2 separate regions of the Homo sapiens genome follow, and region 2 is linked to region 1. Evidence: chromatin contacts called from ENCODE Hi-C data. All regions are on one chromosome and are shown on one strand. The core of a region is the stretch at or near the end of the contact, and the rest is flanking DNA. Distances in the headings are between cores, read along the strand shown.

Region 1 (4,971 bases), core at 1,080-3,579:
TTTCACTTTTCAGAGTAGCCAATACATTATAATTTTCCTGTTGTTAATAAAGAGAAAGTTTTCGCTCAGTCCCCAGAATATCTCACAAAGCAACAATGGAGACACTCTAAAACTTGATAATCAAGGGCTTTGTGCTACTTCTGGTAATAGATAATATTATTGTATATTTATTATGCTAATTAGTACTTTATACTTTTCAAAATATTTTAACAATGAAGTTGCACATGTATACATGTTCACCTTCTGGCACTAAATGTATTAGTTACATTACAAACTTGCTTCTAAAAATTATTCCTATGTTCTCTCTTTGTTTTAGTTTGAACATGTTTATGTATGAGATTAATCAACAAGTAAGAAAGTTTTTTTGTCTGAAGGTTTGCACAGGTTATGGCATTATTGAATGTGTTATGGTGGAAGGTGTTACTTCAGTATTTATTTTCATAAACACACTGGCTTGGAAGAAGGGTAGGAAGAAAGAAAGGAAGAAAGGACTAAATTTTAAATGCACAAATATCCTAGATAATTAGCAGTCCACTTTCCTAAGAACACAGGCATGAAAGCAGATTTGATGAGGATAAATGAATCCTTTCTCTTTTTCTAAATTTAGTTGCTAACTACATTAGTGATGCCATCAATAGTATGATTAACAGCAGAGCTTTCATCTTATGCAAGGAGCTGATGTTTCTGTCTGACTTTTCTCTTTGATTGTGCTGCCTTATTTGGTGTTACAAATCAATGCATGTGCAGACATAGAGCAGGTCAGACCTTAATGCTTTACCTGGGGATCAAGAAATATAGAATAAAATTCAAGAGGTCAGCAGGCATGCCCTGATTAACAGAGTAGATTTTTCTGCTTCCCATACTGGTTGGTATATGTTAGTGAATTAAAATGTAGCACAAACACTCACTGCTATTGTATAAATCACTCATGTATTTATTCTAAGGACCAAAGTTTCAGAGTGCTCCAACTGACTGTCTCATTAAGATGTATTTATACTAGTTAAAAAAAGAGACTTGACCCAATTAGTCATTTATATTAACTGTTTATTCATTTAATTATAAAAGGAAGGCACATGTATCATTGAAGATTAACAAATTTACAAAGAAAATATTAAATTAATTCAAAGTCTAACACTTTGTTATTCAAAATATTTATTACTTTCTAAATCCATATTATAGAAGTGCATTTTACACAAAATTAAATACACTCAATTTAAATGTACAATTTCCAGTTTCACAAGTTTTGACAAATGTGTATGTCTAGTTAATCACCATCCCAAACAAGATATACATTTATATTCTACAAAAATGCCAGTTGGTGCACATCCTTGCCAATACATGATATCCACATTTCACCAATGTCAAAAAATGTTCAGTATTTGTTGTGCTATTTGTTCATATAGTAAATATATCGGTACATTTATAGATCTTTTTGAGATCTGCTCAATGTTTTTGCCCTTCTTCATTGGGCTGGTGGCTTTTTTCAAACTTAAATAATGAGACTCAGAAAATATGATTAATTATCCAGTCTATTCAAGTACAAAGCTTGAGGTTGGTCACTGGGGGAAATCATGGACACTAAATGAATGGGGGCAGCATTTTGCAAAGTGGAAAAGTTAAAGTTTCAATTATGTAGGCAAAAACAGAAGTTCTAGCAGGATTACAACATTTTCTGTACAAGACCAAGTGCACACACCACAGCAATTTGATTGGTTACAGATTACTATATTTCAAGGAAGTTTAAAAGACAAAACAAACAAACAAACAAAAAAAAACAAGTTGCAGCTACATGCAGCATGACTCAGGTTATATACCTGCATTCCTCTCAAGACTCAGGATAAAGTTCTAACAGCTTTAAGTTTGAATTATTTAATTTTGTATTTTCTTATGAGTGACTTTAATGACATTTTTATGTGTGCCTAATGTAAATTGTTAAATATGTATATGTCATATATATTCTAAAGAATTGATAGTTCAAATTTGATAAAACATGGATAATGTTAAGCTTTTTCAATCTTGTATGAATTATGTGAATTGTTACGTTTATAGGTCTTTGTAAAAAATGTTTTCAAGCCTTGGGAATTTTCTGATTATGTATAAGCAACCGAGAATCCTAACCCCAACTGAAAGTGATCTTTATGCTGATCTGCTTCTCTTTACAAATTCTGCTTTACAAATTTCAGACTTCTTATCCTACCCAAATTCAATTATCTCTACATTTCAGTAAGTTCTTTGTTGTGTTTCAGTTCCCTTGTCTGCACTAAGATCAGGAAACTGCCGCCAGACAGAGTTTGGGTTGGCTGTGTCACCCACAGTGCTAATTTTCCTTCTCTCATTGGCCATTGTTATATGTTTTCCTGTGACTCATGATTCAAAAATCATTGTTTCAAATATTTCATGCAGTTTCTACTTGTTTTTGGAGAACGGACAGATTTGTTAGTCAGTTATTTCATTATAATTGAAAATCCAACTTGCAGTACCAAATATATTTACTATTCGTTTTGTGGTGTGCTTGTTAGATTTATTATGTGTTTTTAACATACACATATTTTTATATTAGCTCACTAAATACAACAATCCTTATTATGCCCGCTTTCTAGATGAGAAAATTGAAGCGTGATAAAGTCAGGTTATATGCCAATGATGGAGCCAGCATTTGAAACTAGAAACTCTTCCTTCAGAGGCAGAATTATTCATAGGTTCATTTTGGTACTTAAATAAACTAATGGCTCTCAAAACACTTAGTACATGACAGAGCATATAGTAAGTGTTTCGTATTTTTTTTATAACTTGATTGACACTGGAATGGATTGAACAGTGGCCCCCACAGAAGATAGGTTTGAGTCCTAATCACCAGAACCTGGGAAATAAGACCTTGTTTGGACACACACACACACACACACACACACTCACACACACACAGGAAACCTACTTCATTTTGAAAACTACATCTTTTCAGATGTAATTAAGACAAGAATCTTCAGATGAAATCATTCTGAAATTAGGGTGGGCCCTACAAGCAATGAAGATGTCCCTATAAGATCGAATCAGAGGCAGATTTGGACAAGAAGAAATACAACGGAGGAAGCTATGTGAAGTTGGAGACTAAGACTGAAGTTATGCAACTACAAACCAAGGCATGCCAAAAAGTTCAAGCAGTCACCAGGAACTGGGGTAGAGGAGTGGGACATGTTCTTTTTCAAGGACTCCAGAAGAAACAGACCATGCCAAAAACTTGGTTTTAGACTGGAATACAGAACTGTGAAATAATTCATTTCTGTTGTTTAAAGCCATGTGGTTTGTTGTAATTTTTGTGGCAGCCAATGGGAACTAAAATAGGCATTATTTTTGTTTATGGTATTGTATCTACCTTTTGCCATTGAGAGTGAACATATTAATGGTTTCATAATATTTCAACTTCTATGCTGTATAATAATATGAAGCCTTAGATTAAAATTTTTATATTAAAGCTAATATTCCAGTAAATTTCTTTCTACATAAGTACTATACGGGTTTCTATTCCTTTACGAAGCATTTGTAACTATTATTTATGCCTAAAGAATCCAGGAAAGTAAAAGACAAAGTACTTTACCAATGAGATATTTGCAGTTGTATATCAATTAAAATAATTTGTCATCTTAGTTGCATCTTCATTTTTAATTTTGTGTCATGGAGTAATATGGAGTAATGAAGTATAAAATTAAAATACCACAGGTTTTTTTTTAGTTTATTTAAAAAACCATTTAGTTATAATGTTTAAACATTTAGTTCTAACACGTAAACATTTTAGACCCTTTATTTTGTATTTCTATTTAAAAGAAAAATAGTTTCTAAAATATTATTCTTAAATATACTATGGCCATCATGAAAAACATCAAAATGTAGGGACTCTTAACTGCTCATAAGTTTTCCAGATAATAAGAAGAGTTGGAAAACTTCCCTGGTCTTACCAGAGGTTTAGAACCCAGCTGAAAGAAACTCAGAGAACTGCTAAAAGATACATTGCAAAACTAATTTCACCAAGCATATTGTCATCAGACTATCCAAAGTCAACAGGAAGGAAGAAGACTTGATTTAAATTACATTTTACATTTTATTGATTATAGGTATAATAAGTTTAAAATATGATTATTTTCTTGATTGAAGACATATAAATGCATTTACAATCAATCAAAAAATAAGTTTATGTATATTTTCTGATTTTGTCTTCATGTATGAGTAAAATAAGAATCATGATCCTGAGGAATAAAACTATTTTCCAAACAATTAAATGTTTCTCTTATTATCATTGGCTTGACAGAATTATTTTCACTCCCCAATCCCTACTCATAACTGATGATGTCCAAAACATTAACAACAACCTTATTTGTATGCTCTTTGATATTATTGAATGCCATATGAAATTTGTCTATAAAAATAATAGTTATTCAATGAGATAAAGTGTTAGGGGTGTCTGTGGAGAAGATGATGAATTTTCCAGTCTAGTTAGGGAACCACAACATGTCTGAGGGCTCAAATGAATGACATGATCCATCTGATTGGGTGACCCATAGCATTTTTGTTTATTTGGTTTCCATGGTAGCTCATATTTTTAATTTTCACATAGTCTTTTACATTCTGACATTTCACAAAATTTGTCTTTAACCCTTAGTACTTTCCTCTCATTCATTTCAATGTATTCACATCCTTTTTTACATATGGCTCCAAATTTCACTTTGTAATAAAAATATCTCCCATGTGATTGTCCCACAGTCTCTAAGATTTAATATTTCTACTAGAATATAATGCCAATCTCTCAAATTCAGTGTATTTACAACTAAGATACCATTAGGGTTTATTTGTGGATTTTTATACTTTTATTACTGGCTCCGTGGTGAGAAACCTTTAGGATCTATATGACAACATCCTCTGCTTCACCACTCCCATCCGGCCTGCCTCCACCTAAGGGTCACATTTCCTTCAACAAATTTC
Region 2 (4,536 bases), core at 1,209-3,708, 3.1 Mb before region 1:
ATCATGTGATGATTTTTTTTTTCTCTTCTCTAACCTTCATCTTGTGTTCAAACTAAGATTTCATTTATGAGCAGGAGGTAATAATGGGTTCTGCCAACACGTGAAGCTATCCTTAGCAAAGAGAAACAACTCCGTTTAATAATGATGTTAAATAATTATTGCTAAGCTATGTGTTGCGACTACAACATGACTTTGAAATGACTACGGTATGATTAGAATAAGAATATGATATAACTGTGGTGCTTATGAAATGAACTGGAAAGTGGCTGTGCTGCTATGTTTATTGTAAATGTATCACAATGATGGTTCATTTATTTAAAAACAGTGCAGTGCATAAAATAGGTGACAATTGGAACAATGTACTAGCTTTAATTGTAGATTTTGTGAATGGCAAAATGATCGTTTACTGTGGTAAGATAAAAGAATCATCCTTTCATTCACTGACATTATTCTGTGAGGCAATATTTTTCTTTTCACTTTGGGATACTTGTAAGTCCTTTCTATTCTTGAATTTTATATATTCTAATCATACAAAATATTACTATAATAAAAGTTGCTTTGCTATTTAAAAAATATCAGTCTATTATCTGCAAGGAAAGTATTTTATATTTTACATATAAGGGATTAATGGATTTTACAGTGGGCTTTTAGACACTGCAGTTGAACTGTGAATATTAACTCAGAAAAGTTTGAATTAAAAAGAGCTTACAATTTCATGTTGGAAAATTGTGATGTCAAATTAGTTGGTTAAATCATGTCATTATTTATTCAATATATGGCTTAGTAAGCTTGATTGGTGTTTTTTTTTTTTTTTACTTTTCATTTAAACGTCTAAAAACAAATGTTACTTAAAAAAGAAAAAAAGCAAACAAAACTATTGTACTCAAAAACAAGGGGTAATCTCCAACACGCCCTCAGTCAAGAGCTTAAGTATGTCAAGAGCCTTTAATGCCTAGGCAGCCCATTATAGAATGGGGAACACACAGGTTTAAAATAAATGCCCTTTATTCTTCCTGTAAGTTAGACCAAGTTATTCAATCATGTACTAAGACCTTCTCTGACAACCTTTATAGGTCATTCAGAAAATAAATTTTTGTTCCAAGTGAACTGTTCCTATGTTAATGCTTCAAACTTTACTCAGGTATCAGGCGTTAAGTACAAGCCATTACACAAACCTTTGTGGTTTACTGACTTTGAAAGATCAATCAAATATATTACTAGATAGTGCTTTGGGGGTCAGTATTTGAGAAATAAAGCTGTATTTTTTGGGGAGTCATTCCATCCAGTTCCCGTATGAAAACGAGAAACTTGTGAGGATTTAGTACAGAGCTGGAGTCGGAGAAATGAAATGCACGGGAAAAGACGAAAATCACAGGAAAGAAAGTTGGAATCAGCAGAAAGTGCCTAGGGGAAAGGAAGTGTTCCACAGCTTGGGAAACAGCTGCCTGGGACTCCTTCCAGCCCCTCGGAAGCAAAGTTCGCAGTGAGGTGGGCTGGAAGCGGGTTTTGCAGCAGCCGCGAGTCCGGGCTCAGGTTTCCAGGCGCGGCTGGAGCAGAAGTGCAGGGACCGCCACGATCCACCGCCGCGGCCGGTCCCGCTCCGCTAGAGGAGACTTCGCACGCGCAGCCGACTGGCCCGGGCTGACCGAGGGGACCCAGACGCTGCCACTTTCTCTTTCCAAGGCAGTTTCCGTGGCTCTGCATGTAGGAAGTGCTCCGATTAATTTTCTTTCCGGTCTCCGCAGAGATTCCAAATTCTGCGGTCCCCACCTTTCGCTGTACTCCCTCTCCGCCCTTCTTTCCAATGTCCCTGCCAGCAAAAGCCTCTATTTGCAGCACCGGGCATGTTGTCCGTTTAACGCGCTCCGGGGATCTGCTGGCTCGTGCTCCCAACCCAGGGGTGGCTATACGTCTCGCGCCTCTGTTCCTGGGTAGACTCCCCCATCTGTGCATTTTGGCCCCTTCACTTAGCAAAGAGATGTGCGAAGTGTGCGCCTGGAGACGAGCCGCCTCGGTGACCCCCATCCGCCCGCAGCGGTGGCCCTGGTTCCCCGGATCCGCGCCCGCGCCCTGCGGGTCTCCCGCGCCGCCCTTGCCCGCCGGACCACCCGGGCTCAGAGGGTCGCTCGCTTTCAGCGCCTGCGAGCGCCGCTTCCGCCCGGGCCTGGGGAGCGCCAGCGCGTCCCTCCCACGCCGGACCCTGCAGAGCATGCTCAGTGCACCTCATGGAACCCGGCTCTCCTGGGGCCAGGATCAGATTTCCGGGTTTTCGCTGCTGCCGAGGGGGCGCGGAGGAGGGGAGGCTGGGAGACAGTCAGCGCCTTGTTCCGCGCTCCCTCCCTCGCGCCGGGCTGCGGCCGCCCGCGCCGCAAGATGCAGGCCAATCAGAGCCCGGGGGCGGGGCCTGGGCAGTCACGCCCTCCCTCTGGGCTTATTGAGAGTTATATCAAGAAATTCAGTTCAGAGAGAGGAGAGGGAGAAGGAGAGAGGGGCAGAGGGGAAGGGAGAGAGGGAGAGCACGCGAGACGGAAAGGAGCGCCTCAGAGTCTCTGAAGCACGCAAGAGATAACCGATTAGGAATTTTTCGGGCAACTGTCACCCGGATAGCTGTCAGAGAATCATCATCACCGCAACTCTGACGTTTCCTACAAGAAGTTAGAGACTTAAGCAGTATTGGCATCGGATGGAAATGGTATGCATGCTGCTGTGGAAAATATCCCTGAGCTGAAGAAGTGCAACTATGTGTTGTGTGTGCTAAATGCCCAGAAGAACCCAGACCCAGTGGGTAAGAGAGACGAAATGTGGAGAGAATGACTAACGACAAATCCGTGAATTTGTTCTCTGGAGTTGCTAATTTGCCAGCCCGAAGCAACACATTTTACAAGGAGGAAACATTTTGCTGCTTCTGATTTCTCCCCAAACTGGTGCTACCAGATGCATGGCTTTCTATGTGTTGGAACAAATCATTCCTAACTGCAGCATACTGGGAAAGGGGAAAGGTTGAGGCAACTAACGTAAGTGTAAAGTTTCGCATGCACAATTGTAAATTCTGTGTTTAGATGTGTCCTCAGTGTAGGCGAAAGATGCTTGTAATTGGGTAGACGGTTGGGGCAGAGCTCACCTACTCGGCTGTATCTGCATCCCTACCTGCATCACTCTGCCGGAACTAATCGCGGGCATCAGCTACTGTGCAGCCTAATGCAGATAAGATTAGAGCCTGAGAACTGACCAGTCCTACTCAAGTAGGTAGCTGCCTGGAGCCTTGCACCCATTTAAACTGCAGTTATCTAAGCAGAAGCCTTTTTACCTGCATGATTGGGTTGCAGTATTTATGTGTGGCAAATGTTACTAATATTCTAACCAGAGATCAGGATTAAGAAATTGCATTTTTTTTCTCTTTTATGTTCAGTAGAAAATATTGTGATGTTACATGGGAATGTTAGCTGCGTTTCACTTATATCTCGGCACTCTCTTCCACCTCTAGGAAAATGAATCCTATATTATTATACATTTTTAAAAGTTTTAATGTGTTTATGAATCCTAATGAGGATAATTTGTCAATATGGAGAAAGGAGAGCAAGCTGTGGGCAAGAAATCTGAAGTCTTGTTGTTGTGCTTTTAGGCAATGAGGATGTGTAGAGGCCGGTGACTATTGCTTCTGATGCCGCTGCAGCGGCATGTCCGGATGCTCGTTTCCCAGTAAGATTGTATTAGAAGGCAGTTGAAGAACTGGGAGGAAAGAAAAAGATAGCCTTTTTAGAAAAGATAGGTGACTCAGTGGGGCAGAGAAGAAAACACATTTGACATGTGACAAAGCAATTAGCAGGAACCGTAGCTAAATACTTAGTGTTTTTCACTTGCACCTGAAAAGACTGAGGGAGGTAGGTTAGAGGCTAGGAGGAGGGTGAGACAGGGGGAGGGGAAGAGGAGAACAAGAATGCATGTTTTGAATTAAACAGTATTCTGAAAAACAACGTGCGTGAATATAGGTAAAAATAGCAGCTGTCCTTAATTCAAAAGTAGAAAATTTTATTTTCTCCCGGCAAATGCAACCAGCAGGAGATATTTAGTGTTTTTCTCCACAGAGTAAACTTGCAAACAGTGGCAGAGCAAACTGCCATGTTTACTAATGTTCAGGGGAAAATGTGTGGTGATATTTTGTGACGGTGTGTTTTTATTTACTGAAGAATAATATTGTCTATACAATTGTGTTGACAGCGGCTGTCTCCAAATAAGTGATGAGATATAATGCATCCTCCAGTCCATGCACGCTTCCTCTTGCAATTTGTGCATCATTCCTCAGTGGAAACCTTTAAACCCTAAAATCCAGGAAAAGAAAATAAATACATTATCATGGACCTGAGGGATTTTTACCTGTTGGCTGCTCTGATTGCCTGTTTAAGGCTGGATTCCGCAATAGCTCAAGAACTTATTTACACTATTAGAGAGGAATTGCCTGAAAATGTGCCCATAGGAAACATACCAAAGGATCTGAACATTTCTCACATCAATGCTGCCACAGGGACCAGCGCCAGC

The links. A loop is a pair of places that touch in the nucleus more often than their neighbours do. Pooled maps may share reads with other maps.
Region 2: a loop to region 1 is called in a map of A673, with 9 times the contacts of the local background. The contact joins the promoter of PCDH9 here to the enhancer-like site in region 1. A Hi-C loop is called at or near these places in 5 of 168 maps with a recorded cell type or tissue (A673, MCF 10A, PC-3 and 2 more) and 7 of 50 pooled maps.

What each region holds. Positions count from the first base shown.
Region 1 is chr13:64,156,434-64,161,404 of GRCh38, reverse strand. No RefSeq gene overlaps it. Among named protein-coding and RNA genes, the nearest start is that of LINC00355, 83 kb to the right of the region's middle. Within about 2 kb of position 2,329, at least 2 of the 41 ENCODE cell types and tissues checked have a DNase peak (open chromatin) inside an H3K27ac peak, as active enhancers do; they include A673 and endothelial cell of umbilical vein, where a contact is called at or near this core.
Region 2 is chr13:67,228,258-67,232,793 of GRCh38, reverse strand. PCDH9 (protocadherin 9) reads left to right here and starts at 2,458. Exons shown (of 5, transcript NM_203487.3): 1 at 2,458-3,014; 2 at 4,219-4,536. The coding sequence starts at 4,354. RefSeq lists a silencer at 2,048-2,187.